Regions from separate parts of the Homo sapiens genome. Here regions 1, 2, 4, 5, 6 and 7 are each linked to region 3. Evidence: chromatin loops called from intact Hi-C (ENCODE). Cell type or tissue: A673. All regions are shown on one strand. Links, peaks and the distances in the headings refer to the core of each region. The heading gives the core; the rest is flanking DNA. Region 1 has its middle 370 kb from the start of TRQ-CTG1-1. Region 2 has its middle 160 kb from the start of MBOAT1. Region 3 overlaps MIR548A1HG (MIR548A1 host gene). Region 4 has its middle 100 kb from the start of TRQ-CTG1-1. Region 5 overlaps LOC105374957 (a long non-coding RNA gene). Region 6 overlaps LOC105374958 (a long non-coding RNA gene). Region 7 has its middle 14 kb from the start of ID4.

Evidence for each region. Hi-C counts contacts between places; a loop is a spot of excess contacts. Peaks named below come from ENCODE experiments on the same cell type or tissue, not always from the same donor. Only the 100,000 strongest peaks of a DNase experiment are listed, where the experiment ranks them.
Region 1: a loop joins it to region 3, with 5 times the contacts of the local background. A loop is called at or near these places in 6 of 110 quality-filtered maps.
Region 2: it touches region 3 in a loop (6-fold over the local background); 73 of 110 quality-filtered maps call a loop at or near these places.
Region 4: it touches region 3 in a loop (7-fold over the local background); 10 of 110 quality-filtered maps call a loop at or near these places.
Region 5: a loop joins it to region 3, with 4 times the contacts of the local background. A loop is called at or near these places in 12 of 110 quality-filtered maps.
Region 6: it touches region 3 in a loop (4-fold over the local background); 6 of 110 quality-filtered maps call a loop at or near these places.
Region 7: a loop joins it to region 3, with 3 times the contacts of the local background. A loop is called at or near these places in 30 of 110 quality-filtered maps.

Annotation. Positions count from the first base shown.
Region 1 is chr6:19,208,828-19,213,208 of GRCh38, reverse strand. No RefSeq gene overlaps it. Among named protein-coding and RNA genes, the nearest start is that of TRQ-CTG1-1, 370 kb to the right of the region's middle. In A673, for the core only: a CTCF peak has its summit at 1,779 (motif pointing right); a DNase peak (open chromatin) is centred at 1,798.
Region 2 is chr6:20,054,062-20,058,442 of GRCh38, reverse strand. No RefSeq gene overlaps it. Among named protein-coding and RNA genes, the nearest start is that of MBOAT1, 160 kb to the left of the region's middle. In A673, for the core only: CTCF peaks have their summits at 1,639 and 1,842 (motif pointing right); a DNase peak (open chromatin) is centred at 1,882.
Region 3 is chr6:18,594,526-18,598,906 of GRCh38, reverse strand. The region is part of intron 4 of MIR548A1HG (MIR548A1 host gene); the gene reads right to left. Among named protein-coding and RNA genes, the nearest start is that of MIR548A1, 25 kb to the right of the region's middle. In A673, for the core only: a CTCF peak has its summit at 2,503 (motif pointing left); a DNase peak (open chromatin) is centred at 2,486; H3K27ac peaks cover 3,815 bases.
Region 4 is chr6:18,732,370-18,736,750 of GRCh38, reverse strand. No RefSeq gene overlaps it. Among named protein-coding and RNA genes, the nearest start is that of TRQ-CTG1-1, 100 kb to the left of the region's middle. In A673, for the core only: no CTCF peak of the experiment used is centred there; DNase peaks (open chromatin) are centred at 2,430 and 3,540; H3K27ac peaks cover 3,933 bases.
Region 5 is chr6:18,747,442-18,751,822 of GRCh38, reverse strand. It overlaps LOC105374957 (a long non-coding RNA gene), which reads left to right. Exons shown (of 3, transcript XR_926557.3): 2 at 3,669-3,734. Among named protein-coding and RNA genes, the nearest start is that of TRQ-CTG1-1, 87 kb to the left of the region's middle. RefSeq lists an enhancer at 2,111-2,405. In A673, for the core only: CTCF peaks have their summits at 2,112 and 2,311 (motif pointing left); a DNase peak (open chromatin) is centred at 2,292; H3K27ac peaks cover 1,637 bases.
Region 6 is chr6:18,988,788-18,993,168 of GRCh38, reverse strand. All of the region lies in intron 1 of LOC105374958 (a long non-coding RNA gene), which reads right to left. Among named protein-coding and RNA genes, the nearest start is that of TRQ-CTG1-1, 150 kb to the right of the region's middle. In A673, for the core only: a CTCF peak has its summit at 2,624 (motif pointing left); a DNase peak (open chromatin) is centred at 2,628.
Region 7 is chr6:19,849,448-19,853,828 of GRCh38, reverse strand. No RefSeq gene overlaps it. Among named protein-coding and RNA genes, the nearest start is that of ID4, 14 kb to the right of the region's middle. In A673, for the core only: a CTCF peak has its summit at 1,799; a DNase peak (open chromatin) is centred at 1,808; H3K27ac peaks cover 747 bases.

The DNA.
Region 1 (4,381 bases), core at 238-4,237, 610 kb before region 3:
ACAGATGAAAATAAGCATATGAAAGATGCTCAACATTATATATCATCAGGGATTTGCAAATTAAAGCAACAAGAAGATACCAGTACATAACCATAAGAATGTTAAGTGCAAAAAACTAACAATACCAAATGCTGACAAGGATGTGGAGCAATAGGAACTCTCATTCATTGCTGGTGGGGATGAAAAATTATACAGCTACTGTCACTCGTGTCCGTGTAAAGAGACCACCAAACAGGCTTTGTGTGAGCAACAAGGCTGTTTATTTCACCTGGGTGCAGGCGGGCTGAGTCCCAAAACAGAGTCAGCAAAGTGTGGTGGGATTATCATTAGTTCTTATAGGTTTTGGGATAGGAGGTGGAGTTAGGAGTAATGTTTTGCAGGCAGGGGGTGGATCTCACAAAGTACATTCTCAAGGGTGGGGAGAATTACAAACAACCTTCTTAAGGGTGGGGGAGATTACAAAGAACCTTCTTAAGGGTGGGGGAGATTACAAAGTACATTGATCAGCTAGGGTGGGGCAGAAACAAATCACAATGGTGGAATGTCATCAATTAAGGCTATTTTCACTTCTTTTGTGGATCTTCAGTTGCTTCAGGCCATCTGGATGTATATGTGCAGGTCACAGGGGATATGATGGCTTAGCTTGGGCTCAGAGGCCTGACAGCTACTTTGGAAAATAGTTTGGCAGTCTTATAAAACTAAACATTGTCTTCCCATAAGATTCAACAATTGAGCTCCTTGGTATTTGCCTAAATGAGCTGAAAGCTGTCCACATAAAGTTTGCACATAACTGTTTATGGCAGTTTTATTCATAATTGTTCAAATTTGGAAGCAACCAAGATGTACCCCAGTAGGCAAGTAGGTAAATAACTGTGCTACATCCAAACAATAGAAATTTATTCAATGACTTAAAAAGAAATAAACTATCAAGCCATGACATGGGTAACATTAAATACATATTTTTAAGTGAAAAAAGTCAATCTTAACTATATGACATTATGAAAAAGGCAAAACTATGGAAGCATTAAAGAGATTTGTGGTTGTCATCATTTTGGGGGAAAGGTAAGAGAGACAGAATAGGTAGAATACAGACAATTTTCAGGACAGTAAAACTATCTTTCAGGACACTGTGATGGTGGGTATTTGGCATTGTGCATATGTCAAAAATGTTATAGAACTTTACAACACAAAGATTGAAACTTAATACAGGCAAATGAAAACAAAAATATCATTTAGGAGATCATGGGATCCCAGGAATGAATGAAGACTGACAACAGAATGCAACTGTGTTACAAGTGTATGAAACAGCCTCACTGAAAGGAGTGGGAGAAAAGGTGCTACCCTAAGTAACTGGAAATGAATAGAGTTTGTAAGACTTAAGAAAAAAGGAACTGGACAATATGAGGAGTAGCCTGCTCTACCATGGACTTCCCACAGACACTTGAGCTGGCATGAAGAGCTGCTTTGAGAGGTGGTACTCTAGCCTTTGTAGTACTCTAGCCTTTGTAGAGCCCAGACGGTTTGGTACAGAAATGTCTGCAGTGGAGCACTAGAGTGGACCAGGTATGCCCAGCCCCCAAGTCCTGCCATGTTCCTCCAGGAGACTTTGGCCAGAGGGAGACTGTTGGACCTGGACAGAGCAGGGCGGTCTTGCCCATGTAATGGAACCAATTTCATCTGAGTGTCCTCCTGGCTTCTGGCCTCTCCCAAGGCCCCAGCCAGGCCACACCCGCTGGCAAATGACGCCTAACTAGGGTGCTTCCTGGAGACCCTCATGATAGCTCTTTCACCAGCAGGTGGCGCCTGACCATTAGAGAGCTCCAGCAGAGCAGCACCCCCTCCCCATCCTCCCCCGCACAGTGTGCCCAACCCCACCCCCAGTGCAGACTCTTATACTGCTTAGCTGGCACGCACTCACCCATAACCCCCTCTCCCTGCCATGGCTTTGCTGGTGTGTGCACACAGATGAGCCTAGCATTCCCTCCCTTGCTGGTGTATATGAATGTACACAACCCAACACTGCTGCCAGCGTGACCACAATTCACTGTCCTCCCAACCCCCAAAACGTTGCTATTCAGCCATACTGCCATTGCTACCATAAACACGTGCATTGACAATGGTGATACACACAAACACACGCACAGTCACGCCACTGGCACTAACGAGTTCATGCACACCAGCAGCTCCACCTCACCACCGGTGCAAATGTGCACACAGATGCCAGCAGCTATGCCCCCACACCTGTGCCAACACTACCACCAGCATGAATGTGTGCATGGACACCAGAAATTCCTCCCAACCTCCATGCCACCACTGCAGTCATGTGCGTGGATACCAGTGGCCCTGCTCCCCCAGCACTGCCACCACTAATGGTGCAAACACATGAATGCTGGCAACTCCACCACCCCCCTCCCCCAGCAGTGTGAATGCACACACAGAGCTGGCAGATGTGGGGCAGCACCCCACCACTGCCAGGGCAACTGCAAGCATGGACACTGACAACCATGCCCCCACCTGTGCTCCACTGACAGCATCCGCACATGCAGGAAAGCTGCAGCCCCATTTCCACCAGTACCCCACCTGTATCAGTCTGTTCTCACATTGCTATAAAGAACTACCTGAGACTGGGTAATTTATAAAGAAAAGAAGTTTAATTGACTCACAGTTCTGCAGGCTGCACAGGAAGCATGGCTGGAAAGGTCTCAGGAGACTTATAATCACAGAGGAAGGCAAAGGGGAAGGAGTCATGTCTTACATGGCTGGAGAAGAAGGAAGAGAGAGAAGGGAGGTGCTACACATTTCTAAACAAACCCATCTTATGAGAACTCATTCACTCTCACAAGAATAGCAAGGGAAGTTGGCCTCCAGGATCCAATCACCTTCCACCAGGCCCCTCCTCCAACACTGGGGATTACAATTGAACATGAGATTTGGGTGGGGTCACAAAATCCAAGCCATATCACCACCCCAGCCAATGTGCATGCACCCCGCTTTGCTGCCACAGCTGCTGGCATACATCAGCGAACATGGATCCTGCTGCCACCACCCCAAAGAAGTCCTTTGGCCAGCAAAATGGCAGCACCTAAGCCCCTCCAGTGCAGTAGGTTCCTAACCTCCAGGAGCTAGAGAACAAAGCCAGGGGCTCAGTACCAGCTCCCCAGAGTTAGAGCACACACATCAGGAGTGCTGAGCTGTGCCCTGGAGCCCTAAAATCTTCCAGAAATGAACCCAGTCAACTGAACCTACCTTATACCACAATCAAACCCCCAAGATAATCAAAGATGATAAAGAAAAAAAAAAGTCAATCCATTCAGAGGAGAACAACTTCAAAGATGGGAGGAATATCACCTCACACAGATGAGAAAGAGCTAGCACAAGAACTCTGGCAACTCAAAAAGCCAGTGTCTTCTTACCTCCAAATAACTGTACTAGTTAACCAGCAATGATTTTTAACCAGACCAAAATGGCTGAAATGACAGAAATAGAATTGAGAATATGGATAGGAACAAAGACCACTGAAATCCAGGAGAAAGTTGAAACCCTATCCAAGGAATTTAAGAAATACAATAAAAATGATTTAAGAGATAAAAGAAAAAAATGGCCATTTTAGGAAAGAACAAAATGTATCTGACTGAACTATAAAAAACTCACTTCAAGAATTTCAGAGTACAATTGCAAGTATTAACAGCAGAATCGACCAAGCTGAGGAAAGAATCTCAGAGCTGGAAGACTGGTTCTTTGAAACAACTCATTAGGATTAAAAATAAATAAAGACAAATAAGAGAAATATGAGATTACATAAAGATACCAAATCTATGACTCACTGGTGTTCTTGAAAGAAAGGGAGAGAAAGCAAACAACTTGGAAAATATATTTGAGGATATCATTCATGAAAACTTCCCCAACCTAGCTAAAGAGCTTCCACACAGCAAAAGAAACCATCAACAGAGTGAACAGACAACCTACAGAATGGGAGGAAATATTCGCAAACTATGCTTCCAACAAAGGTCTAATATCCAGAACCTATAAGGAACTTTAACAAATCAACAAGCAAAAAACAACCCCATTAAAAAGTGGGTAAAGGACATGAACAGATAGTTTTCAAAAGAAAAGACACATGCAGCCAACAAACATATGAGAAAAATCTCAGTATCACTCATCGTTTGAGAAACATAAATCAAAGCTACAATGAGATACCATCTCACACCAGTCAGAATGGCTATTATCAAAAAGTCAAAAAATTACAGTTTCTGGTGAGGTTGCAAAGAAAAGGGAATGCTTATACACTGTTGGTGGGAATGTAAATTAGGTCAGCCATTGAGGAAAGCATTTTGGTGATTTCTTAACTCAAAACGGAATTACCATCCAATCCAGCAATCCT
Region 2 (4,381 bases), core at 229-4,228, 1.5 Mb before region 3:
TCAGATGCAACCCCCCATCCCTCCCCTACACATTCAGTAATGAGACTTCAGAGAGCTACTTCGGAGCGTGTGGTCTGTGGAAAGGTTCACGCAATCGCCGCTGCTGGGTGCAGTGGTCTTTATGCTCGTTGGCACACAGGCTCTCCCATGATTAATGCATTTGTTCCTTGATATTCAGCCCCTGCAGGACAGAGAATCAATTTAGCACTCACAGGCCCAGATTATCACCAGTACCAAAGACATTTCTGCACCAGGGGCTTCCCCATTCAAAACGAAAAGATATTTTTCTTTTCATTTTTTTCTTTTTTTAGAGACAGAGTCTTGCTCTGTCGCCCAGGCTGGAGTGCAGTGGTGCGATCTCGGCTCCCCGCAACCTCCGCCTCCCGGGTTCAAGCAATTCTCCTGCCTCAGCCTCCCGAGTAACTGGAATTACAGGCGCGCACCACCATGCCCGGCTAATTTTTGTACTTTTAGTAAAGACGGAGTTTCACCATGTTGGCCAAGCTGGTCCCAAACTCCTGACCTCAGGTGATCCACCTGCCTCGGCCTCCTAAAGTGCCAGCATTGCAGGCGCGAGACACTGCGCCCGGCCCAAACAAGATTTCTAAGAAGGATGTGTTTTTTTCCATTTGCCTCCATTGGTTCTCATGTCTGGTGGATGAGGAAAAGCACTGTCTGCGATTTGGTCAAAACAGTTGGCTTTTCTCCTTTCCGTGCACTTCTTTAATTTGCAGAGATGCCATGTAGCCCGCTGCTGCAATGACTGTGGGGGAAACCAAGGCAACGGTCTAGCACAGAATTGAGTTAACACCTTAGATCGTGCAGTAGGGCTCCTGGTCAGCCACCTGAAGGGCTGGAGAACAGAAGACAAGGCTATCAGCAGTGTTAGGGACATGCCGCAAGTTGGGGCTTCACCACCGAATTTCCCACCTGCGAAAACATGGATGAGGAAGACAGGGCTGTCAATTTCATCAGCCACATCCTCAGAAAAATGAATAGAGCTTCTCTGAGAAGTACTGCAGCTTTCCTCTAAGCCCTCGGCGAGATCCTGAATGAAGAGGGACATTGGGTTTATTGGACATTTAAACAGCGCTGAGAAGATCAAGTAATGCGGTCCTCATCCAGCAGAGCAATGAACTTCGTCGTCTTGCAGACTCCTCCACGTTGGAGACGCAAACCTCAGGCGTAAGCATGGGGAAGATGCTCAGTACTAAGTGGGCAGGCGCCTTCTTTGCACAATGCATAGCTCTTCACATAAAGCGTGTCCACCTTAACTGCCTTGCTTTATTGAAAACATTGGTAATGAGAATTGACTGATGGGAAGGGCCCACCCATTACGGTAAAGAAATGTGAGCATTTTACAAATTCTCAGGATATGAGCACAGATGTCTTTGTTTCTGAATGCTCAAAATATTACTGATGACCTTAAAATACATTGAAAAAAAATCAAATTCAAGACTATTTGGTTAGATGAATTTGAACCTATTATTAAAAGAGAGAAGTTGTAATTAAAAAAAAAACTGTAAAGAGAAAACCTGGTTGAGAGTCTACCCACCATTCTTCAAACCCTGTAAGAGTTAAGAAGTCCATGAATGAGATTTTTTAAAATCTGGTAAACTTTGTCAGTGTGATTATTTCTCTCTTGAAGAATCTGCTTAATTGGCAAAGTGGGCTTTCTGTTCTGTTAGGCATATGATTAGTGCTTTTATAGTGACTTGAGTTTTTGAGGCTATCAGTGCTGTGCAGGTAGAATAATAGAAAAGTCACAGCAAAATTATTTATTAACTCATGTAAACGAGTTTATAAATAAGCTGGAAAGCAGGGTTGTGGTGAATGCTTACTAAGCTTTTGTCCAGAAGGTGGCAACATTTCCTTAAGAATTTGGGAGAAAATGCTGGCTTCAGAAAATGACGATTTATCTTAGGACATTGTGTTCTGTTCTCTTTTCAAAGGTACAGCACAAAATGCACGTCCCCACACCCATGCTCCCTCTTTATTCTCAACAGATTCCAGGGAGAAATCTTGCCGTTTCTTCTCTTTATCTTTCTCTCTGGAGAGTAAATTTACATTGTTCAGATTTTCAAGCTGAGATGAGTTTATGCTGAAATGAATTTATGTAGCTGAAAATATTAGATTCTTAGTCTCCCCACTTCACTTCATCTCTCTGAAAGGTGGTGTTTTTGGAGAAAAGGGCCCATGTGAAGAGTCACTTACATTTCTAGCAGGTAAATCGGATGCCCACTCATAACCGTGAACGTGTCTTACTTTCTGAAAATCCCAACAAACCTCAAGATGACTATTTGCAGCGATAGCGCTTTGCTACACTGGATTGCTCTCTCGTTTCTTAATGTTTTGTTCATGCAAACATTAAGATCCAGAAGCAAGACAGAAGAGAGTGAGGACACTTGTTTGGGCTGAAGGAGTGAAAATAAAACAATGGATTAGGTTGTCCATATATGAACATTCCGAATCCTGCATGCAGCCCAGTGTCTTAATAGCAAGTTGGGGGAATCCTGTTCAGGAATTGGAAATGTTGGTTTGTTCATCTCTACTCCACCCCATCCCTATAGTCCCCCATTTCCCAGTATATTTTAATTTTGGGAAGCCATGGTGGTTGAAAACACACACATACATATACAAAAATGGGCCTGTTTTAAAGTAACTTTGAAAATTCATTACTTTACCCATGACTTTTGTTTCTGACTAGCATATCCATGTGTAACGTATTTCTTTCCTGGTTCAAAAAGAAAGTTGGAGTCAACTGTTAGAAAAGAAAATTTGAGTTAATTAAATATTATTTAGTTATCAAAATTGCTCCAAATTACAAAAAAGAATAAAATAACATTTTGTTTGTTTGTTTGTTTGTGTTTTTGAGACAGGGTCTTGCTCTGTCGCTTAGGCTGGAGTGCAGCGGTATGACCACAGCTCACGGCTGCTTTGACCTCCCTGGGCTCAAGTGATCCTTCCACCTCAGCCTTCTGAGTAGCTGGGACTACAGGTGAAATGTAATTGGGCTGCTGATTCTTTGTGTTTATGTATAATCTTAGGATCATGCCTTTCATGCTAGAAATGCATTCCTAGTAGATTTCTTACTAGCCAGTCTTGCTGTTCTTACTCGTGTTCTCTCTCTCTCTCTCTCTCTCTCTCACACACACACACACACACACACACACACACAGTTTCCAGTAGGACATGCACTTCACCTTCTTACCTCTGACTCAAGTATCCCCATTGCAATCCATAATCCATAATTCATAATCTCCCTTGTGCAGAGACTAGAAAGTGCCTTCTCCAAGGTTGGAGAAAGCACTCAGATGGCCCCATGTGCTCCACACGCCAGACATGAAAGCTTTCATTCCTTGTTTCTGTAGCCATCATGTGGCTGCTTCTCTCTCGGACCTCATGAGAAGACTTACTAGGAGTCTCTCTCCCTCCCCTCACCCTTGTACCCCTGAGTTTCTCCTCTCCCCGGCCCTACCTCACCACACAGCCAGTTGTTCCATTCCTGTCTCATTTCTGACAGAGCAGAAGAGCTCCCTGATCTGCCCAAGAGGTGGTGCATGTGTGGGATGACCCGGACCCGGGATGAAGGACGAGAAGACAAAATGTCCAGCTACCTAGGCACATCCACTTGAAGAATTTAAAAGCAAAAAATGTCTAAATAATGTATACACATGATGCATAATACATAATATAGTATAACATACGATACAAAATCACATGGTCAAAGGATTAAATTTTGTTTGGTTTTTTTGGAGATAGACTTTTGCTTTGTTGCCCAGGTTGGAGTGCACTGGTGCCATCATGGGTCACTGTAGCCTCGACTTCCTGGGCTCAAGAGAGCCTCCCACCTCAGCCTCCTGAGTAGCTGGGACTACAGGAATAGGCCACTGTGCCCAGCCAATTTTATTTTTTATTTCTAAAGAGATGGGGGGGTCTCCCTATTTTACCTAGGCTGGTCTCGAATTCTTGCCTCAAGTAATCCTCCTGCCTTGGCCTCCCAATGTGCTGGGATTACAGATATGAGCCGCTGCATCTAGCCAAAATTTTGTCTTTTTGAAGCCAGTAGCATCTTCTCCAAGGTTCAGAATATTTCGTCTATACATGTAGCTAATTGAGACTTCCTGAAGCTGCCGAACTCAAGTGGCAAATTTGCTCATGTTACACTTTTCTGCTCAAAGAAAACCAGGTCTCTTTATTGTTCTCATCTTGCACACAAGTCCCTGTCTGCTGGGTAGGTGCGAGGGGTTGGGGCAGTTAGGGCAGGGGACACCACCTAGTAAAATTCTAGAAACCTAGTCTGATGTGTAGTTGTGGCTCTGCCTCTTTGGATCTTTCAGATTTCCCACCCCTGGCTCTCACCACCCACCCCAGGTGGCAC
Region 3 (4,381 bases), core at 200-4,199:
CTTTGCTCCCTCTCTCCTGCTTGCTCCGTCTACTGCATTAGGTTAACAGATTATTATTTCCATGAAAGCAAGCCTGCTCAAAGCTTCAAAAATCTTGCAAGAAATTGTTATTGTGATTCAATCTTTCAGACTTCACAGTGTTAATAATCCCTTTAGACTCATAAAGAGCTTATTGGAACCAGCATTGGAATTAATTGAATTTGTAGTCTCACCAAACACAGACAGCAACTCTATTATTAGTATTCAGATTACTGTGGTAGGTTTTGATAATTTTTACATTCTTTATGTTAAAGGGGCAGTATCAAATTAAAGACAGCAGCCTCAAGCCTGTTCTATGTCCTCATTCATAGTTCTTCCTGTGGTTCAATCAAAAGCAAGATATAAACCATGCATTTACTTAGTGTCTACATGTTTGTTACTAATGGCTCTAAATTAGTAACAATAAAGCCATTTCATAGTTTATTTTTAGGCATTTTTTTGTTCCTATTAGAATTCTTCTCTTTAGGGAAGGCTTACTTTTTATGTCCTAGTTCATTTTTTATTTGGCAATATTTTCCAACTGAACTTCCTTTCCAGATTCTTGTTACTTATATAGTTTGGCTTTCAGAACCTAATAGAAAGATCAGCTTCTCAATGCTAGGGACAGCTTGCACAGATCTTTTTTTTTTTTTGAGATGGAGTCTCGCTCCGTCACCAGGCTGGAGTGCATTGGCGCCATCTCGGCTCACTGCAACCTCTACCTCCAGGGTTCAAGCAATTCTCCTGCCTCAGCCTCCCGAGTAGCTGGGACTACAGGCTTGCGCCACCACACTCAGCTAATTTTTGTATTTTTAATAGAGACAGGGTTTCACCATGTTGGGCAGGATGGTCTCGATCTCTTGACTTCGTGATCCGCCCTCCTCGGCCTCCCAAAATGCTGGGATTACAGGCATGAGCCACTACCCCCGGCCTTGCACAGATATTTCTACTGCAAAATATAACAGAATGGACTTGGAGCAAAAAGACCTACATTGTGGTCCCCACACACCAATAACTACCTGTGTAGCTCCTCAGCATCGGTTTACTGCTTCGAAGAAAAAAAAAAAAAAAAAAAAAAAAGGCCAGTGTGGTGGTTCATACTTATAATCCCCGCACTTTGGGAGGCCCAAGCAGGAGGATCACTTGAGCCCAGGAGTTCAATACCATATTGGACAGCATGGTGTGACCCTGTCTCTACTAAACACACAAAAATTAGCAGGGCATGGTGGTGCACACCTGTGGTCCCACCTACTTGGGAGGCTGAGGTGGAAGCATTGCTTGAGCCTGGGAAGTCGAGGCTGCAGTGAACTAGGGTCGCACCACTGCACTTCAGCCTGAGTGAGAGAGCAAGACCCTGTCTCAAAGAAACAAGAACCCAAAGAGGAGGGCTGATTTCTAACATCACTATCATCTCTGAATTATTTCTAAGTCTCTGCCTTTTATGATTATAATTATATGGTGCTATAAAAGACTTACAAACACCTCTTTCTGTAGTGAATCATAAATAGTTCTGTTTTCTTATTTATTGTACTCCTTATTGCTTTAGGAGGATAAGGAAGACTATCGTCCCCACAATTGCTTGTTTTCTAGCATACTGTCTTTTGGGAAAGATTTTTGCCTTAGAACCTGAATGTGTGTGTGCTCATGTGTGTGTATTTGGTGTGTGGGGTATATTGCCTGTGATGGGTATGTATTTGTACATACCAGGGGAGGAGGTTACAGAGAGAAGAAAAGGAGTACTATTTATAAGCATTTTGTTTAACCACTACTGTCCTAAGCTTCAACAAGTTAAAAAAAAATTTGAGACAATATACATCTTGAGCATAAAAACTATGTCCCATTCTTTATGAGTGCTTCTAGATGGCAAGTAATCATATAAACCGACCAGTCTCATCAATCATTGACTCCTTAGTGAGCATCTGATAAGGGATTGGCCTTAGCAGTAGGTGTTATAAGTAACACCTACTTATACTTACTTACCCTTACTTACTTACTTACCCTTGACAAGTTCATACCCCAGTTGAAGGATACAGAATCAGAATTTTGGGCTTGCAAGAGTTATCAAAGTTCTTCTAGTCCAACCTTTATCCCATGAAATCATTATAAAGATTAATGACAACCCAAAAGAGATCATTTTATAGTAGAAAATCCAGGCACACTCCACAAGACAGGACTCAGAAGACTGGCCATTTATTCCCTCATTCCACCAAATCTGTACTTTGTTTAGAGAGGTTTGTAAAAATGAAAAAGTAATACCCACACTATAACCCCAACTAAAGTTGAAAGAGAGGGCTGATATGCATTGATGAAACACATTCCCTACATTCTCCTTCTCTCAAAAAGCTAAAGATCTTTTTCTACCGCTGGTTGATTTGTTGGGAAGACAGAGGAGAGAAGGGAAGGGTGACTGCGTGGATTGGAGAAACCGCCTCCTCGCTGAGCAATTTCACGTAGTTGCCCTCCCTCTAGTGGTCAAAGTAGAGATGGCAGCTTTCTGGTTCAGTCTTAAAGAGTCCGCCTGGAAGAAGGAATAGGGGTTACCCAACCCCCAAAGTTTTGCCTATCTAATTTGGAACCTCAATGCTAAGTTGTAAAACAAGTTGCCTTACAAAGACTTTTCCTTAATTAGAACATCTTGCTTGTTTATAATGATCATGGCACTTACAAAAGACCATATGTCTTTGAGACGCTGCTTGGCAAGACTTTTCCAATATTTACCAAATCTATTTTGTATCCCATGCTAATAATAGTCCAGTGGGTCCCCAGGCAGAGGGATGGAGACAGAGGACTTCTCGTTTCTTCTATTACTCAGTGTTCTGCCTTCAGAATGTGAAAGACCTCTCAGTTTCTCTGAAAGGACTGAAATAGAGCTCAAAGTTTCCCAAATGCTGTTATTTTGGGAAACGTTTGTTTCAAGGGCTAAATTGTCATCGTTTGACAAATCAACATTGAGCAATGCTCTGCACTTTGTAACACACACACTTTAAACTATTCCTTTAAAAGAAACTTTGAAATGAATGCCAAATCATTGTATCCACAATATAATTACGTTCTTTAGGTGGTAGCTTTTTAGTTCAGGAAGGAACAAGAGAGGTATATTCTGATCTAAGAGGGTGAAATTGATGTCTGGCATTGGTAGCAACTGTTCCGAGGTCACTCAGCTGGACTTTTCCTCACTGTGTAACCCCGACTGTGCTGGGTGTTTAAAAATAAATTGAGAGTGAGTGGATATGCCTACAATATCTGTCATCAACATAACCCCCCAAAAATAAGTAATCATTTTGTTTCATTTTGTTGATGTGGCAATAAAGAATGTGCTCAGTTTATTTTTTCACTCCTTAAGTCTGATTTTGGTCATCCAGGAGACACAGCCACCATCATTCATTTTGGCACAAAGTTATGTGGCAATTTATATAGAGACCTGGGAACTAACTGGTTAGGTTTGATGTTATCCAAGAGATGTTTAATTTATGTGAGTCTTTGAAAGTCAATCAGACATGTTTTTGTGTGCAGGCTACATGTTTTACACTAAGGGTCTCTTTTTTTAGTTGAGTTGTAATGGGGGAAAAAAAAAAGACCCGGAATTCTTTTTCTCAATAGTGATAACTCCACAGTTCTAGGTGGCATAATCCTTTATTGCAACGTATTCTATATAGTTTGAATAACTATTATTACCAAGTCTTTCTCCCTACTTGGGAAATGGTGGCATTATCATCTATTTATGAAGAGCTTTGAAATAGCTCATAGCAACAAGAAATGACCATTGAAAGTAGCTAGCACATATTGACAGCTTAACATGTACCAGCCAGTATTTAAAGGCCTTAGCCCTGTTAACTTATTTATTTCATAAAAGAGGCCTACTATGCAATGACCATTGATATCCCCATTAAACAGAAATGGACCTTCAGTTTCATGAAGGTGTCTCCACAGTATCTCACTAATTATGACAATATTCTTGTGAGACTCTTAAATGCTTCATTTTTTATATTCTTTATTAATAGCTATATTGTATACATATGACACAGGACTATGTTTCTTTTTTAAAAATGTATCTGTCATAGTTGCTGCCTTGAGTTCCTTGAGGGCAGAGTCTGTGTTTTAGTTCTTTAGATTTTCCTGTTATAAATCACTTTATTATGTGCAGTGCATGGCTTTTCTGAATCAAATTTATTTATATGTAAATTTACTACTGAAATTTTGCTAATCACTAGAAAGGTTTGTGCCATAAAGATCCCCTATTTCCAAAGAAGAAAAGAGAATTGCATTGGAAGTTTATGAAATAGCAATTAAATTTAACTTTGAGGGTATAGAACTGCTACCTTCCACTATGAAAATACTTTGGAACAGAGGATACTGAGGGGAA
Region 4 (4,381 bases), core at 92-4,091, 140 kb before region 3:
CAAGTTAATTGTATCTTAGATCTACTATCTTTCTATATATAGCTCATTAATTTCTACTTTTATCTTTACTGTTTCTTTCTCTGGTTTTTTAATTCTCTTTACTTTGCTGGGGAGAGGTTCTTAACTTTTCAGCTGAGAATTTACTTTATTTTCACTATTTTACTAATAAAAGTGTTTAGTTCTATGAATTTTTCTCTGATATCTACTCTAAAAGTGTTCTGTAAGTTCTGATATGTAATATTTTCATTATTATTATGTCTTAAGAATTCTATATTTCTCTTTGCCTTTGCCATTTCACTCAAGAGTTTAACAGATCGTTTCATTATGTGCAGGTTTAATATTGGCCCTTCAGTTCTTCCTCTTTTACGTACTTTGACAAGATGGGGTGGGGCAATTGGAATATTGCTCCCTCTACTCAAAGACTTGTGGCTAGAGCTTAAGTTGAATGTTCTGCTGAAATTCAGCCTATATTTTTCTACTAACAAGTAATTTGAAGTTGGGGAATTATTCTTCTTCTGGTTTGGTTAACATTGGGGGTTATGTGGGTTGCATTTATGTTTCTTATTGGTCTGTATAGGTTTCTGGAGGATGTGTGGAGAGATCCAAATTCAATAACAGTCATTTTCCTGGGCTACCTGGAGGTCTCCATCATTGTCTATAACCTGAAATTTTCATTCCTTCAGGCTAAAATTTTAATACTTGACATTTAATTGAATTGAACATCTTTCAGGTTTCTTGTTTCTCCCATCTTCTTTTCTTTCTCTGAGTAGCATACGTAATCTCCAATCTTAGAGCTATTATAGACTCAAATAACTCACAAATTATCTATTACAAGTTAAATCTACTGTAGGAATCTTTTCTACACCTGATCAAAAAAAATGTGAAAATGGCTATTCAGGCTCTGGTCTCTCATTTTCAAATTTTCAAGTAAACACAATCAATATTTAGAAAATTATATTTCAGTTTTTGTTTTGAATGATCTTTTAAAATAATAAATGAAAAAATATAACTCTTGGGAATGCATGCCCATTGGTCACATCTCACCCTATAGTATGAATACCTAGGTGCACTTGCTTGTGCATTTCAGAGACTATGCCTGATGGCACAGGATAAATATAAATGCCCTGCCCTGAAGATATGAAGAGAATGAAGAGAAAAGATTTCTTACATTATACCAACACAAACACATTATGGTATAGAATGAAACAATTCGGATAATATTTTAATGAAATATGACTTCTCAAAGAAATTTGACAAGTATCACTAAGAATACTTTGGGAAAAATCTAAAAATCACTTCTCATCTAAAGTAGCAGGAAAAAACATGCCTGCATAGTCTATATAAAACCGTGTATTTGGCTTCCAATGTTTTCATGTTCCCTATAAGTTTTCTGATTGTCACAATAAGTATTTTTATTTTCCCCAATTATTCTGTATATGACATAGATTTTGGTCTTAACTATCCCAGTCTTACTTTTTTATTTACTTTCCATTTTGCAATAAAATAAAAGTAATAGGGCAGCTATAATACTCCAGGTATTCCCAGATATTCTTGCATGATCTGAACTATGTATGCTTTTATGTGTGCATTGTAACACTTTATTAGGATTTTTTTAACTCTTGAATCCCATGTTTGGTTTTGATTGCAAACCAATTATTTTTATTTGGATAAAGCTACAAATCTCAGGTATTTCTGATAAGCATCTCTCTGTGTGTGTGCACATGCACATGTGTGTGTATGCATATGCAAGTATATCTACATATTTCTCTCTATATCTATACCTCTATACATTTGCTAAAAATATTTACATAGATAATTTCTTAAATATCAAATTTTATCTTTTTCTACTTAAATTTTACCTGGTCAATGTCAATTCCTCTTACCTATTAAAATAATTTTGAATCTTGAGCCCAAAAACCAAGGGTGCCAATGGGAGTAAAGATGAACATGATTAGGGGAAAAGTACTTGCATTTGCTTTTTTTAGTATCAGTTTTAATGCTATGCAAGGTACCTACAAAAAAAATTTCTTTAAACTAGCATGTTATGCCCCTAAAATGCAGGTAGATTTCCCACAGGTTAGAAAAAAAAACATGTTTTTTAAAGTATTGTTTTAATTTATTGAATTCAAAATATAATGAATGGGACATACCCAGACAGAAGCTCAGTGGCATTTAGCTAGAGGACTCTGTCCAGATTGACCTCAATCTCTATGGGAACACAATAGATGAAGCTGCCGAATTGCCCATGAAACCACCTTGTTTCATTACTATACATCTCACATTTCATCATCTGTTCCACAGGAATATTATAATATATTTGCACAATCTTTTTAGTTTTGGGTAGACTCCAATAGATGCCCATTAAGTAAAGACATGGTCTCTTAACACTACTTTGCTCCAAAAAAGAAAGGAAGGAAGGAAGGGAGGGAGGGGAAGGAAGGAAGGAAGGAAGGAAGGAAGGAAGGAAGGAAGGAAGGAAGGAAGGAAGGAAATAGTTGCAGCATAAAACCTAGGAAATAACTTGAAGTTGGGGTCTCCAAAGAGATAAATTGGTTTTAAATGGACACTGGGAGAAACAGGAGAATTTTTCTCTAGTCAACAACTATGAAAAATCTGGTCAAAAATCAATAACAACTTTTCTTCTTAAGACATAATAGTGCTTGAAACAAGGAATTCATTGAATTATGTTAAAAGGCTTACATATCACTGAGAAAAAAATAAAATTTTTTCTAAATCAAAATACTCATTCCAGTGCCAGGAATCTAACTATGACATATAGAAAGTCATGAAGCACAATTGCTTCTGCCACAGAAACCAGAAAAAAAAGCAAAAGTAGATAGTATAAATAGAAAAATGGTAGACTTAACTCAACATTTGCATTAAATGTAAATGAAATAAACAGTCTATAAAAAGCCAGAGTTTGTCAGACTAAATCACAAAAAAAGGCCCCCAAATGTATATGCTTTGTACAGGAAACACATTAGTAAGTATATATCACAGATATGAGACACATATACTGACAGTAAGACAATAAAAAATGTTATACCAAACAATTGGAAACCAAAAAGTATGGTTATATTATTATCAGGAAAAGACTTCAACACACAGAATATGTTAAAGTCAGGAGAACATAACAACCCATGATATGAATGCACCAAGTAACATAACTTCAAAGTATTTTGAACAGATGCTCAGAAACTAGCTTTCTGACACCTGATTTTCTGTTAGACAGTATAGAACATTACATGTAGGAGTCTCTCCCCAGCAAATTGTTATTGGTATTAACATATTTCTTAATACAAAATATTCTGGCAAGTGTGCCTCACCTATCTTTAATAATAATGATGATAATAATAATAATGGCAACAGCTGTTAATAGTATTTGGATGATTTCAATCTTCCAGGCACTGTGCCAAGAAGTTTATTGGTTTTCCATAACAATTTTTCCTATTTCAAAGATAAAGAAACTAATGATTATAAAGAGGTTAAAGGATTTTTAAATGTTCATATTACCAGCAATGACTAGGCTAAGATTTGAAGTTCTTAAGTGCTCGCATTAACATTTTAAATGGAATTACTCTGATGTGCCAATGAGCCTTCTCTTTCCAGTAACTACTTAAGTAATTCAGACACTTGATTTGCAGCAAGGAAGAAGAGGAAAAAAATGAAGAGAACTTTGAGAAAAAGTAGGCAAATCAAGAGAATGTTGTGAGATGTGACATAAAGTCCATGGGTTGCTAGGAATAAGGAGGAATTGGATCATGACGGTAGTACAAAGATAGGTGTCAATCACAAAAAATAAATTCACCTGCTTTGTAATTTTGCCTTGGGCCAGTGTTCCCAACCTTGTAATAGAAACCAATATTGGCACAGTAGTAGCACATCTGGCTGCTGCCTAAGACTTTCTTGGAGATACATGGAACATTTCATGATTTTTATCCTATCAACTTTTACTTTTAGTTTGGGGGCACAGGTGCATGTTTGTTATGTGAGTAAATTGTGTGTCTTGGGGGTTTGGTGTACAAATTATTTCATCACCCAGGTAATGAGCATAGTACCCAATAGGTAGTTTTTTTGATGCTCACCCTCTTACCACCTCTACCCTCAAGTAGGTGCCAGTGTCTATTGGTCTCTTCTTAGGGTCCCTGTGTATTAAAGGTTTAGCTCCCACTTATAAATGAGGACATGTGGTATTTGGTTTTCTGTTCCTGCATTAGTCCACTTAGGATAATGGCTTCCAGTTGCATCTATGTTGCTGCAAAGGACATGATCTTCTTTCTTTTCACAGCTGCATAGTAGTAATATCCCATGGCATATACGTACCACATTTCCTTTACCCAGTCCACTGTTGATGGGCACCTATGTTGATTCCATGTCTTTG
Region 5 (4,381 bases), core at 235-4,234, 150 kb before region 3:
CTAGCTTTAAAATTTCATGACATGGATCCCTATTTTCTACTTGAGTCAACATGTTTAGCACCTGGTGTGACACTCCGATTAGAAGTAAACTCTTTAAATTCTGAGCTCAGTCCCTTTAGCACATTTTATAATCTGGATCAGCACCAAATTGAAAATACCTTTTAACTTGTTATGTACTCGGTGTTTCTGCAGGGAAAAGTTCCCAACCACATTTCACATTCCAAAATGTTTACCTTCCCAGAAACTTCCAGAATAAGTCATGCAGTGGAAAAAGGTCACATTCTACCTGGCATAAAGATCAAATCTACTGATAAATTAAACCAATGGCAGAAATTATCCATTGAAATTCTTGGAAAGAATGCTAGGAGGGCATTACATTCAAATACAACTGAAAATTTACTTTCATAGATACTTTTCCCATTTACTTTATTCAGATGTAATATTGGAATGGCCAAATTTATTAACAGCCTAGTAATCTCAAACTAGTGAATTCTAAATATACTCTGTCCCATCAAATTCGTTGGGAGCTTTCAATACATTTCAAAGTTTATGCTGATTACATAAGAAAGACTGCTAGTCAAGCCTTGGATTACTGAGTCCAATCCAACTTTTTAGAAGCATGGGGACATGAAGTGTTCTTAGAAGATATCTTGAATCAGGACTGGCAAAACGGAGCATGTAGAAAAATGGTTCCATCCACGTGGTTTAGGTCTACTGATTTGTTCAGGTCTAATACTATTGCTGGAAATGTTTCTTCAGAGGTAATAGGGGTAACTCCAAACACATTTTTTCTCCTTTAGACTCAGCTAATGCATATGAAATTAGACAATGAGAAGTAAAAGCTTTAGTAAAAGTTGAAGCCCTCATTCAAAGCTTTTATAATAGTTTCAGGCTTCTTCTCACACCACAGAGCTGTAATTCCAAGTTGCTTATGATGTTGGCAAATGGAAAACTGAGAACTTGGTGAGCTGATAGACAAAGAGTATCGACAGGCCAGTAAATGTTTAAGCCCACTCACCGGGATAATTCAGCATTTGTCTTTGTGAACACACAGTATAGCCTAGGTTTTGAGAAACTAAAACTCAAACCATGAAACTCTCTTCTCCTTTCTGCCCGCAGCATTTCAGCGTTTGAGTGGGCAACCCAGCCACCTGTCCTTCTTCAGAGAATTTATATAGCCCCTCATTTTGCCTCTCATTGCATTAGATAATGAAGTTAAAACAGACTCTCTTTCACATTTGGGATGAAAAATCACCAAGCTTCTATGCAGAAAATTTCTTTTCTTTACTCAAACCTCTGAGGGATCCAGAATGGCATTTTCAGGTGACATGGACATGTGCAGGTCAGCGAGGTCAGGAAGAGAGCTGACTCAAACCGTTTCTTCTTGACATTGACCTGCCACTACATATTAACATATAAAGAGCTTATGAGGACCTGAGTTGAAAATACTTCCATTTACAAGGAAGTAAACTGAGGCTCACAGAATTGCAGCAGCTTACCTGAGAACAGAGGCAGGACCGAGCTCAAGAGGCAGAGGTGGCCCTGGAAGATGTTGAAAATCACTTTGTATTAAGCCACTCTGCAACTACTTAGGAATCATATTTTTAAAACGTATTTTATTAACCAGAATTCAACTCTACCTGTAGCTCCGCTATTCATAAGGATCATCACAAATTGATTGTTCAATGTTGTATTAATTCCTATTACACATTTTCATGGCTAAATATAGAAAAATAATGACTTTCACATTTTTTTAAATGAGAGTGTAAAATTCTTGAATGCTAGAGTGACATATATTTAAAGGCACCCGAGAAATTAGTCTGCTGATTTTCCATGTCTTATACATCCAAAATCTCACAGCTCAAGTTTTCATTTTCACCATGTATTTTGGCAGCTTCTAAGATAACCCCAAATAATTACACTGTTTTCTTAGGGCTGTTAGAATAAGGGTCTATATACTCCTTATACAAACCTACAACAGTTTGAGTCTTCACAAATCAAATCATTGAGACTACACACCCACACAGAAGCTATAATGAAAGGAGTTTATAAATAAAAGGGTTTTTTACCACCTACTCTCTGAACCATCATATTCCTCTGGAAGGAAGTTTTAAAAGAAAAAAAATGAGAGAAAATGGCTGTGTGTGTGTGTGTGTGTGTATGAGAGGGAGAGAGAGAGGGAGAGAGAGAGAGAGAGAGAGAGAGAGAGAGAGAGTGTGTGTGTGTGTGTGTGTGTGTGTGTGTGTGTGTGCGCGCGCGCACGCGCGCGCAGGATCAGATTGCCCTCTGGTGGACAGTTTATTTCTTCCTTCTTTTAAGATACAACAAAGGAGAAAGAAAAGTAACAATAAAAAAACAGGGAAAAAGGAAACTAGAAAATTAAAAAGCAGAGGAAAAATTGGGAAAGGAAAGAATATAGAAAAGAACAAAGTCAAGAAAAAGGAATGGAACTAGGAAATACTGGTGAAAGACAATAAGGAAATCAAGGAAAAAGAAAGAAGGTTGAGGATCGTGAGAAAAAAAAACAAAGACCAAAAACTGGCTAGTGTCACCTTATACTTAATCAATCCTGGAATTATTTATGGAGAAATAAAATACTTGTAATTACAAATGCTAACTATATCTGGCATTTTAACTTGTTAAACGTTTTCAACATATCTGCTAACTACATGCATGTAAAGTAAGCTTTAATAGCAGCTGTTAGACTTCATGAGAATTGGGGGAGCGTTTTGCAGAACCTAACTGAGAAGAAAGTTTAGAAAAGAAAAACTGCTTTTCTTTACACTTTTTAAAAGTTGCATATAAATCCCAACCGAACATACAAGTCAAGACACGGTGTGCTTTGGCATTTTACATATTTACCATAAAAAGGGGTTTAAAATGTGTACTTTTTTTAATGTTATTGACTGATTGAATAATTTGCTCATAGATTTTTTAGCCATTTGGATGTCTTGAGAGGGAAAAACCACAGGTTAAAATATTATAAAATTTAAGATAAATAAGTTTTAAAAATCCAGTTTGTTACATAAGGAGTACCATAGACAATTGTTTTATTGACAACTGCCAATGTCTCCCACTCATTCTATTATAAAAGTTTGGAATGTGTAACATTTATGTTAGCTAAGCGGAAAGAAACATTCAGAGGAAGCTCAAAGCATCATCCTCATGCCCTCAAACCTGCATTTACCAGAAATACCTGCAGCCAGGGCCACGGCCCCTCTGCCCAGGAGTAGACATAACACTTCCACTGCCTGCTGTGAGCGCACGCTGCAAGGACCCAGAAGAGCAGCTCTCAAGCCCAGCTCCTAATCTTTTCTCCTTAGCCTGCACCAGTGTAGAGCTCAGTGCCTTCCAGGGGCTTAACACCACCGCCCTGCACTACTGAAACAAACACAGTGGTCTCCCACCTTGTTGAATTCACCAACAATGGCTTTCTGCTATAATAAGGCTGTAAGCTCCTTTAAACGGTTATTCAAAGAGATGCTTTAGGAGAGAATAGAATTAGGTTCATTGAAAGTCTTTTAAGCAATCTTGGAGCATACAACCAAACTGAAGCTCAGTGATGGAGAAAGGGAATGCGTACACATCGGTTGTGGCAGAAATCAGAGGCACAGATGTAACAGAGGGGGAACAAAAACAAATTCTGAAGTTCTTTTTTCCATACACAGACCTGTTCCTTCTACCCAAGAAAGAACAGTTAATGAAGCCACATGAGCATCCCTCCCTGCCAACAGGTAAGAAGTCCTGAGGCTATGACCCCTTGTCCCTCCTCCTCAAGGGCACACCTGGGCACAGTGGCATCTCCTGAGTTCATTCTTGGCTTCACTTCCTCCTCTCAATTTATTTACTACTGTTATTTATTTCTATACTGAAAAGGAAAACCTACTTATCTCCACTAAGAACCTTCATTTTTGCTCAACCACAAGAAAATGAGCTTCCTGCTCTGCATGCAGGGTTCAGACAATAGGAAACATAGCTCTGCAATGGTGGGGGTAGAAATTCTAAATATCGTTAATGACAAATGTCTCCCAACTTTAATGTGATAAAGGTTTCACACCCAGGATAAAATGTATTTCCCATGTTTCAAAAGTTTTAACTTGGAAGATCATTGTTAGAACAGTTAACTTCGTCGGGGGAGGCATCACTGACTATACAGAGTTTGATGATACTAGAAGGTAAGTCCTCAACTTTAGAACTGGATACCAAAAAAAAAAAAAAGTTGGCAATTTTCTTTTGAGAAATTACAAACTTATCAAAACCAAAAATGTGGGGGTTTTCTTTCTCACTAAGCTAACGGGGTCAGTTTTCCCAAATGTCTAAATCAATCCATGACTGTAAATAGGACAATCGCAAAAACGTCAATTATTTTAGATGATAAAGA
Region 6 (4,381 bases), core at 305-4,304, 390 kb before region 3:
GGGTTAGGATAGAGAGTTTAATATATCGTTATGTTTATATTATTTAAATGTTGCTATAAATAGTTTTGCTGATTTGTAAATAGTTGGCTTAAAATGATGCTTGGATGTCTTCATAAAGGGTTTAATTTCCATAAAGAGTAAAATTTAGAAGAAGATGAGGTAAAACTTTGACTCAGGTATCTCACAGGACGTCTGACTGCTAGGGTCAAAAAGACCACGATAACATAATAGTTCATTTGATGACAAGTTAATTGAATTTCATGAATAATTATGAGAAAGAAAAAAAAGCAAGCTTCTGGTACTCTAGCCTTGTAAACATCATAAAACATTAAAATAAGAGCTAGGGAGAGCTGTGGAAAATGTAAAAATAATTTTTCTTTTAGAATTTATTTTTTAATGTTGTCATATTTTTAAATCATAAAACAATTTTATTTTGAAAGGTAAATGCTTGTAAGGCATTCTTATTCTAAGTATACTTGTGATACAAACTGACTCAAGCATAAATTATGACTAGTTAGAGCAGTACATTACTAACTTAATATCAAGAAGATACATATTTTTTCCTTTTTAAAGCTAATTCTCAATGAGATGAATAAGACAAAAAATAAACCTTTGTATGCCAAATGGAGTTCCAGCTACTCGGTCATAAGGAAAGACTTGCAAACTTGCAAATAAGAATTTTTTTTAAAAAAAAAGAAAGATGAAAAAATATCTTCATATTCTTATCTCCTGCTGTTCTACAAAATTTGCCCTCATTTTACTTATATAGTCCTTGCTTGTTTGGTAAAGAGGGAGCCCTGTGGGATTCCAAAGGTAACACAATAGAGGCAATGGACTGTTTCATTTCCCATATGCAAGTGATTACAGAAGGAATGGAAGAAGCTAGCACTAAAGAGGGATTTTTTAAAAGAATAAATGCCCAGTCAGTGTTATTTGAAAAGTATCTAGTTACAGGTCAAGTTACGTGTATTTATCATAGGTGGGAAGGTTAGATTTTCACTACATTAAGATGTAAAACTAGCATATCAGTGTGCACAGTGAGGTTTCTGAACTCAAAGGATAATATTAGATATTTTCCTATTCTGTCCTAGGAGCAAGCTTATACTATATATGGGGGAGGAAATCAACATATCTGAGCAGTATGGTCAGATAAGAAACATTCACGTGATGTTCATAATACAGCTAGTGTCTCCTGCTGGCTTTTGTGAAACAGTTTAAACAGACAAATACTAGACCAGGGGTGTCTAATCTTTTGGCTTCCCTAGACCCCATTGGAAGAATTGTCTTGGGCCACACATAAAATACACTAAAAAAAAATTCACAAAAAGATATAATGTTTTAAGAAAGTTTGTGAATTTGTGTTGGGCAGTATTGAGAGCTGCCCTGGGCCACATTGCAGCCCACGGGCCGCAGATTGGACAAGCTTGTTTGGCTTTTGCTTTCCAGTTTGTTTACTTCAATTCAATGAGTAGTTTCTATGAAACTATAGATGTTGTCTTGGCCTACACCAGAAGTTTCTCTGGAATGTAAGATGAATAAATGAATGTGTGAAAAATCAAATCAAGAAGATGGGAGGAGATTATTAAAGTAAAGAGATTCTTCCTGGTGCTGAACTTTGCCATGAACTTGGCTTGGTTTCTTTCTTTCTTTCCAAATTTTGAGTAAATGGGAACCATTCTAAATAGGCGAGTCATTGGGTGAGTTGTCATATGCAAAGGTTAGGCACTTTCCTACTCTAGCCCTTAGGCCTTCCCTTTGACTTGATTTAAGCTACATCCACAGTGTGTGGGGAGAATTTGCTTCTGAGCTGATGTTAGTGGGTCCAAAAAGTGAAGTTGTAGAAACAGAGAATGTAGGTAGGACGCATTTTTCTTTGCCAAGTTGCCTTCCACATGCATGGAAGGCCATGTTCAGCTTTTACCTCTCCAAGTGAAAACTGCTGTTCCCTGTCTGCCCACTTTCTAGTTGTGCATATTGCTTCCTCAAGAGAACGTTCGAGACCAGGCATGATGGCTCATGCCTGTAATCCCAGCACTTTAGGCAGCTGAGGCGGGAAGACTGCTTAAGCAAAGGAGATCAAGACCAGTCTGGGCAACATAATGAGACCTTGTCTCGATTAAAAAAAAAAAAGAGAGAGAGAGAGAGAGAAAGAGAGAGAGAGAACATTAGAAGTAGGGAAATACATGTGCAAAATGTCATACGTTTTGAAGTATTAAAATGTATGAAATTATTACATATTCATTTCAACCAATTTTATCTAGTTAAGAAAAACCGAAACCAAGAATGAAACAAGCATTTTTCATTGCAAAATCGGAATTTGGCAGATTTATTATCAAATAGGTGAGAGTACTATTTGCCACGATCTAAAGAGTACTGTGTATAGACATCCGCCCTGTATTTAGCTTAAGACTTCGGAGTTTGAAGAAAGTTCACAATTGTCCATTAGCAACCGCCGATACCTTGGCATGGGATGCCCACAACACCAATTTATCAAATGCATACCTGCCTCAAAACAATCTTTTCCTGGCAGATGCTTTAATTGCGCTCTGCAAGAGAGCCAGCTTGCCATCCCATGAGCAGGCACTCTTTGGAGGCTGACAGCCGATTGGCTCCCCCTAGGGGCAGACGAGCCTCCGCGGAGGGAAGGCACCGTGGCAGGTTGCCAGGAAACCAAGCCCTTGGTGCGGCTGATAGAAAAACACAGGAGCAGAGGGTCTCCTTTCTGTGCATTGTTTGGTTAGGCGGCTTCGTCTCTCTCTAGCACACCAGCTGAGTGCAGATCCTGTCTTAACACTCTAAAGCCAAGAAGTTCATCTCCACGAATCCCGACGGAGACACTTTCCTATATCACTTTCTCCTTCTCAGGGGCTGTCTCCCCTGATTTCCTTACACTCTTCATGTTTGCTTTTCATAGTTGCTCTTGCAAACGCGAGACAAAGCTGGAGGAGTGTGTTTGGGAAAATAGATGGCTGAGCTCCAGTAGTCAGGGAGCAATGTGACTTAACGAGGATATTTTATCCTTATGGCTTCATACCTGCAGAGCTCTTTTCCTTCTAAAAGCTCAAAGAACAATTCTGGTCTTGATTTTGCCTCAGCAAGATGCCATAACGTTTAAGAAAATACAACTTCAAAAGAAGACTCTGAAGAAAATCATAGAGTATTTTTGCGATTAGTATATTTATGCAGCATTATAAGATATATAAAGTTGTAGGTGTTGCTCCGCCAAATCTTTTATTACTTTGATTATACTTCGAATAGTCTTCATGTGCTTGAGAAAGGATTTTTTAAAATTATTTTCTTTACCACTTCGGCTTTATGTTCCAATATCTCTTTCTTAGTGAAGACTTCTCCAATTATATTATTTAAAAGTACAGCTCACTTCCCATAAGCACTTCCTGTTTCTGACCCTACTTACTTTTCCGTAATGCTTGTATCAGTCACAGTTCAACTAGGGAAGCAGGACCACTAAGAGTGGGATGAAACATGGGTGTATTATAGAAATAAGGCCTTACACAAAGAACAACTGGGGAACAAAGCCTCTAAGAAGGGAACTAGGAGGCTGGAGAAATGTCCTGAAGCAGCCCTCCTGAAGCACTGTTGCAGATGATGGACAAATAGGAGCTTTCCAAAAGAATACTGGTGGTGAGGCACATGGAGCTGGAATTGGGCAGCATAGGAGAGCTGGTAAAGTCAGCAGAAGGCTCTTGCCTCTGCTTCTATTGGTCGGCCTGAGATTGCCGTAGGTCAGCAGGACAGACAGGAGAAAGAGCTGGACACAGAGCAAGGGGAGAGGAGGAGGCAGAAGGCTCTGGCACCTCTGCATCCGTCTTTCACAGCATGTAGCCATGATGATGTGCAGATAGCACGGCTGCTGCTTCATTTCCAACCTCCAAACCTTGCGAAAATTCCTCTTTGGCCAATTCCACCCAGGAACCATACGAGGAAAGGGATGCTGGGAAACATGGTTCCAGCTTAGGCAGTTGGACACAGTACAAACCTACAAGTGTTTAACCCCTTTCCCCATCTGACATACTGTATACAATTATATAGATTTGTATCCCTGTATGTGCACATACACACGCACACAATTCTAAATTCTATGAGTACAGGGATTTTTATCTGTTTTACATACCTCAGTGTCTTGGCACATAGTAAATATTTACTATGCTTGGCACATAGTAAATATTTAATGAATATTTATTGTCTGAAGTTTTGATTGCTAGCCTTTGAATTTTACCTGTGGACAAAACCTGAGTCAGGATCGTTAATTTTGACAAAAATTGACAAATACAGTTGACAAAACCTAGATCCAGGAAATGAAAAAGTGACCAATTCCAAGAACATGAGTAAGCTGCCAAGCCAGAATTGGAGACAGCAGTGT
Region 7 (4,381 bases), core at 143-4,142, 1.3 Mb before region 3:
GCGAGTCAGCAGTGGAAACCCTCTGGGGTCCTCTTCCACGCTGTGTAAACTTTGTTCTTTTGCTCTTTGCAATAAATCTTGCTACTGCTCACTCTTCGGGTCCACACTGCTTTTATGAGCTATAACACTCACCGTGAAGGTCTGCAGCTTCACTCCTGAAGCCAGCGAGACCACAAGGCTACTGGGAGGAACCAACAACTCCAGATGCGCCGCCTTAAGAGCTGTAACACCGCGAAGGTCTGCAGCTTCACTCCTGAGCCAACGAGACCACGAACCCACCAAAAGGAAGAAACTGAACACATCCGAATATCAGAAGGAACGAACTCCAGACGCGCCACTTTAACAGCTGTAACACCGTGAGGGTCCGCGGCTTCATTCTTTAAGTCAGTGAGACCAAGAACCCACCAATTCCAGACACAATATTATGATTTTTCTCAGCACTATATTGTTGCTATCTTCTTGTCCTCCAAAAAACCCCGCATGATTTTGAGGAAAAGTTGGCAATAGTTTCTTTCTTTTTATTTTTAGGGGTCATGTTCACCTGTTCTTTCTCGTGTTTGGTAGGCACTAGGAAATAGGAGCGTTGATTATCCAGGGACGTCAGGGTAGCACAGGGAGACGTTATGAGGGAGGGGTTGAGGGAGGGGCCATGGTACCAATGGTTACTGGAGAATGCTCCCATTGCAGCAGAGCAGTTGTTGGGGAGGTCTGCACAAAACCTGGGTTAATGAGCCGTGCCTAGCCCAGCAGGTTTAACTTCCTAGAAGGGCTGCCTATGTCCCTGTGACCTGTCACTGCTGTGAGAACCTCAACCTCTACTGTCTGGGAAGGATGGCTATCTTCAGCTGGACAGGCTTGCAAATCGTATTCTGGCATACTTCTTCATTTCAGTATCTTTATCAACAGAACTACATGCAGACACTTTAGGGGAATTAATAGATCAGCCCAGAGGGGGCAGGCGGATAAGAAATGAAATTACAATAGCGAAGTTATGGAAACAACCTAAGCATCTGTCAATGGATGAATAGGTAAAGAAAATGTAGTGTATATATACATACTGGAATATTATTCGACCTTAAAAAAGAAGGAAATCCTCCTATTTGTGACAACATGGATGAACCTGGAGGATGTTAAGTGAAATAAACCAGAAACAGAAAACTGTATAACCTCACTTATATATGGAATGTAAAAAGGTAAAACTCATCAAAGCAGGTTTAGAAGGGTAGTTATGGGGAGAGGCTGGGGGAGTAAGGAGATGTTGGTCAACGGGTACAAATTTTCAGTTACGCAAGATGAATAAGTTCTGGAAATCCAGTGTACAACATGGTGGCAATAGTTAATGATATTGTGCAGTATACTTGAAATTTGATAAGAGGGTAGAGCGTTTAAGTGTTGTCAGCACACACATACACACACAAATGGTAATGATATCAGGTGTTGGATAAGTTAATTAGCTTGATTGCGATGATCATTTTACAATGTATACATATGTGAAAACATCAAGTTGTATACCTTAAATATATGGAATTTTTATTTGTCAATTATACCTCAATAAGCTGGGAAAAAAGAAAAGAACAAGTAATAGCATGCTTTATACTTCTTTTGCTGCTTCATAAAATTGGTTTTGCTTTTGCTTTGGAAGAACACCAGCAGAGAAAGTAGCACTCAAAAGGGGAGTTAAAGTGCTGTTCCAGTAGGCTCTGGATTAGCCAGAAGGTTGAAGCAGCCCCTAGACAGGGAAAAGAGGCTGTCTTCAGGCAATAGGCCCTATTTAGGAGTGCAGTGTGCCCTAAAATTCAAAAGAGGGCAGCAGATAACTTGCACTGCCTGTAGGACCAGGAAAGCGTGTAACTTGAGGAATGTCAGCAGGAAAATTTACTGGTTTTTCAAAACTCACGTCATGCAAGGGTTAGGTGAACCAGAAATTGTGTTTCATAAATTGTGTGTTTAAGTGTAAAAGCAAATATTTGATGAATGGGATCTAAGGAGCTTTGGTGATGTGGAGGGGCAAGTGCAGGCAGATTGTCCACCATGGCAGCCTCGTGCTCTGTTATTTAGTGATATAAAACCTTGCGGTGGCAAGGTCAGCAAAGTTAAGGCCAGAGTGCATGAGAAATAGCTGTGGAGTGTGAGGTGAAGAGGCTGCGTGTGTGCTTGTACAGTCTCCTCGTTGCTTTCACCGAGTCTCTCCAATGAGCGCGACCCTCCTCACAAAGTGTGCACAGTGCTTCTCTCCTGGGTAAATTTACAGGATGTGGGAGACAGTGAGTCTCTCTGAGATTTTCCAGCACTTCCAGAAGAAAGAAAGTTTGTGTTAGGAAGGACAGGCCCCAGCTCCCTGGGACTTCAGGGAGGCTGGGGGGAGCTGCAGTGGAGAAGAGGAGGAGGTTGCTGAAGGAGAAGCAGCCTGAAGTTCTCAGGTTGAAAATACAAACCTTAGCCCCATCCTGCGGAATTTTGGGATTTCATTCCTAGGATCACCCTATAGACCTCTTTATGATTCAGTTTCCTGGAAAAGATGATATTATGGTATGGATCCTAAACACAGTTTCACAAGGAAGTTCTGTGTCTTTTGGCAGGGGAAGAATAGTGAACAAAGTGCAATCTTACTTTTAAAATAAATCTTGAAATGATATTGCAAGCCTTATGAGATCTCTGATAATCTTTTTTTATTTGACCTGGTTTTAAGTAATTCTTTTTATTCTTGATGTTTTTCTTAAAAGCATTTTAGAATCATTCAACCTTCTAAGAAAGCATCAAACCATATAAGCAATCTAATCTAAAAAATGATACCTCTAAAAGTTGAAACTTTTGTTTATTTTGACTACTTTTTGATTACTGGAAAGAATAAAAAAATTTTACTCTATCAACATTGGATTATATAAACTGTAAAGAGCTTCTACTAAGACGTGTGAAAATGCACATTTTCTTTTTTTATATAACTTCAAAATTAACAGATACTATACTGTTTAGATACATACCTGATGCTAGATAAAGAGTTCCTGAGAAACATGCCCTAAACTTTTGGACTGATTTAATATGAAACAATTACTACAGAGCTGAGTTAATCAGCCCCTTTATAGATTTTGGCGAAGATGATTCTCTTCATATGTATAATAATGAAAACCAAACTTGGCAAAAGCTCACAGGTCTACAGTGACTGTGTATTTCTTTGCATTCTCTAGAATATTGAGGGAGGAGATTATTTTTTACTGGTGTTTTACTCTCAGGAAATTAGAATTGCAAGTTGATAAACAAGTTGATAGGGTCTTTAGGGCCTGTGTGATCAATCAGGACTTCTGGGGTTCCTGTAGGTATCCTTGAAGTCTGCTTGTGGGTTGTATAGTCCAGAGTGATCATGAGATCTTTCACCTCAGAATGACTGTAGATGAAAAGATACATTTCTTTTGCCAGAGCAGTTCTCTCTAGAGTTTCAAAAACAATAATTTTGTTCTCTCAGGAACATAGCCCTCTCAGGAATAACTCCAGTCGGTCCTCAAATTACAAATACAGAAAGAATGGCTGTGTTTACAGAATTTTTATAAGAGAAAAATGATCTGTAAAAAAAAAGAAATATATGCATCAGAACAAATAGGAATTTTTAAAAGAAACAACTCCTAAGATAAATACTGAAAAAAAGAAATGCTCTGATAATATAAATGATTCTACTATGTACTGAACTCAATAAAGTCTCCTTGACTGTGAGTTGGAAGCCCTGAAATTTTGCTGGCAGCTCTGCCCCTAAGTTAGGTCATCTTATGAAGGACACATTTTATTTTATTTTTATTTTTTTGTAGAGACAGTGTCTTGTTCCATCACCCAGGCTGGAGTGCAGTGGCGCGATCATGGCTCACTGCAGCCTTGAGCTCCTGGGCTCAAGTGATCCTCCCACCTTAGCTTTTTGAGTAGCTGAAACTATAGACGCATGCCACCATGCCCGGTTATTTTTTTAAATTTTCTTTATAGAGACAAGGTTGTGCTATGTTGTTCAGGACAGTCTGGAACTCTTGGGCTCACATGCTCCTCCCACCTAGGCCTCTCAGAGTGCTGGGATTATAGGAGTGAGCCACCATGCCCAGCCTCAAAAGGCATATTTTAAAGCGTCACAGCCTCAGTTTCATTTTCGGTAAAATGAGGGAATTGGATTTTATTTCAAAATTCTATTATTTTCTGATTCATTGAATTATTGCAAAGAACATAATGAACTCCCAAATACTGGTGTCTCCATCCTGTTGAATTAATCTCAGCTTTAGTTTATAGGGAAGCATAGCCACTAGAAATTATGTTAAACATAAATTATAAAAGGTACATTTTTCTAAGTCATGAAGAAATACATAAATTTTATGTTGTTTTCAACCTTAGTCTGTCTCTTAAATACCAC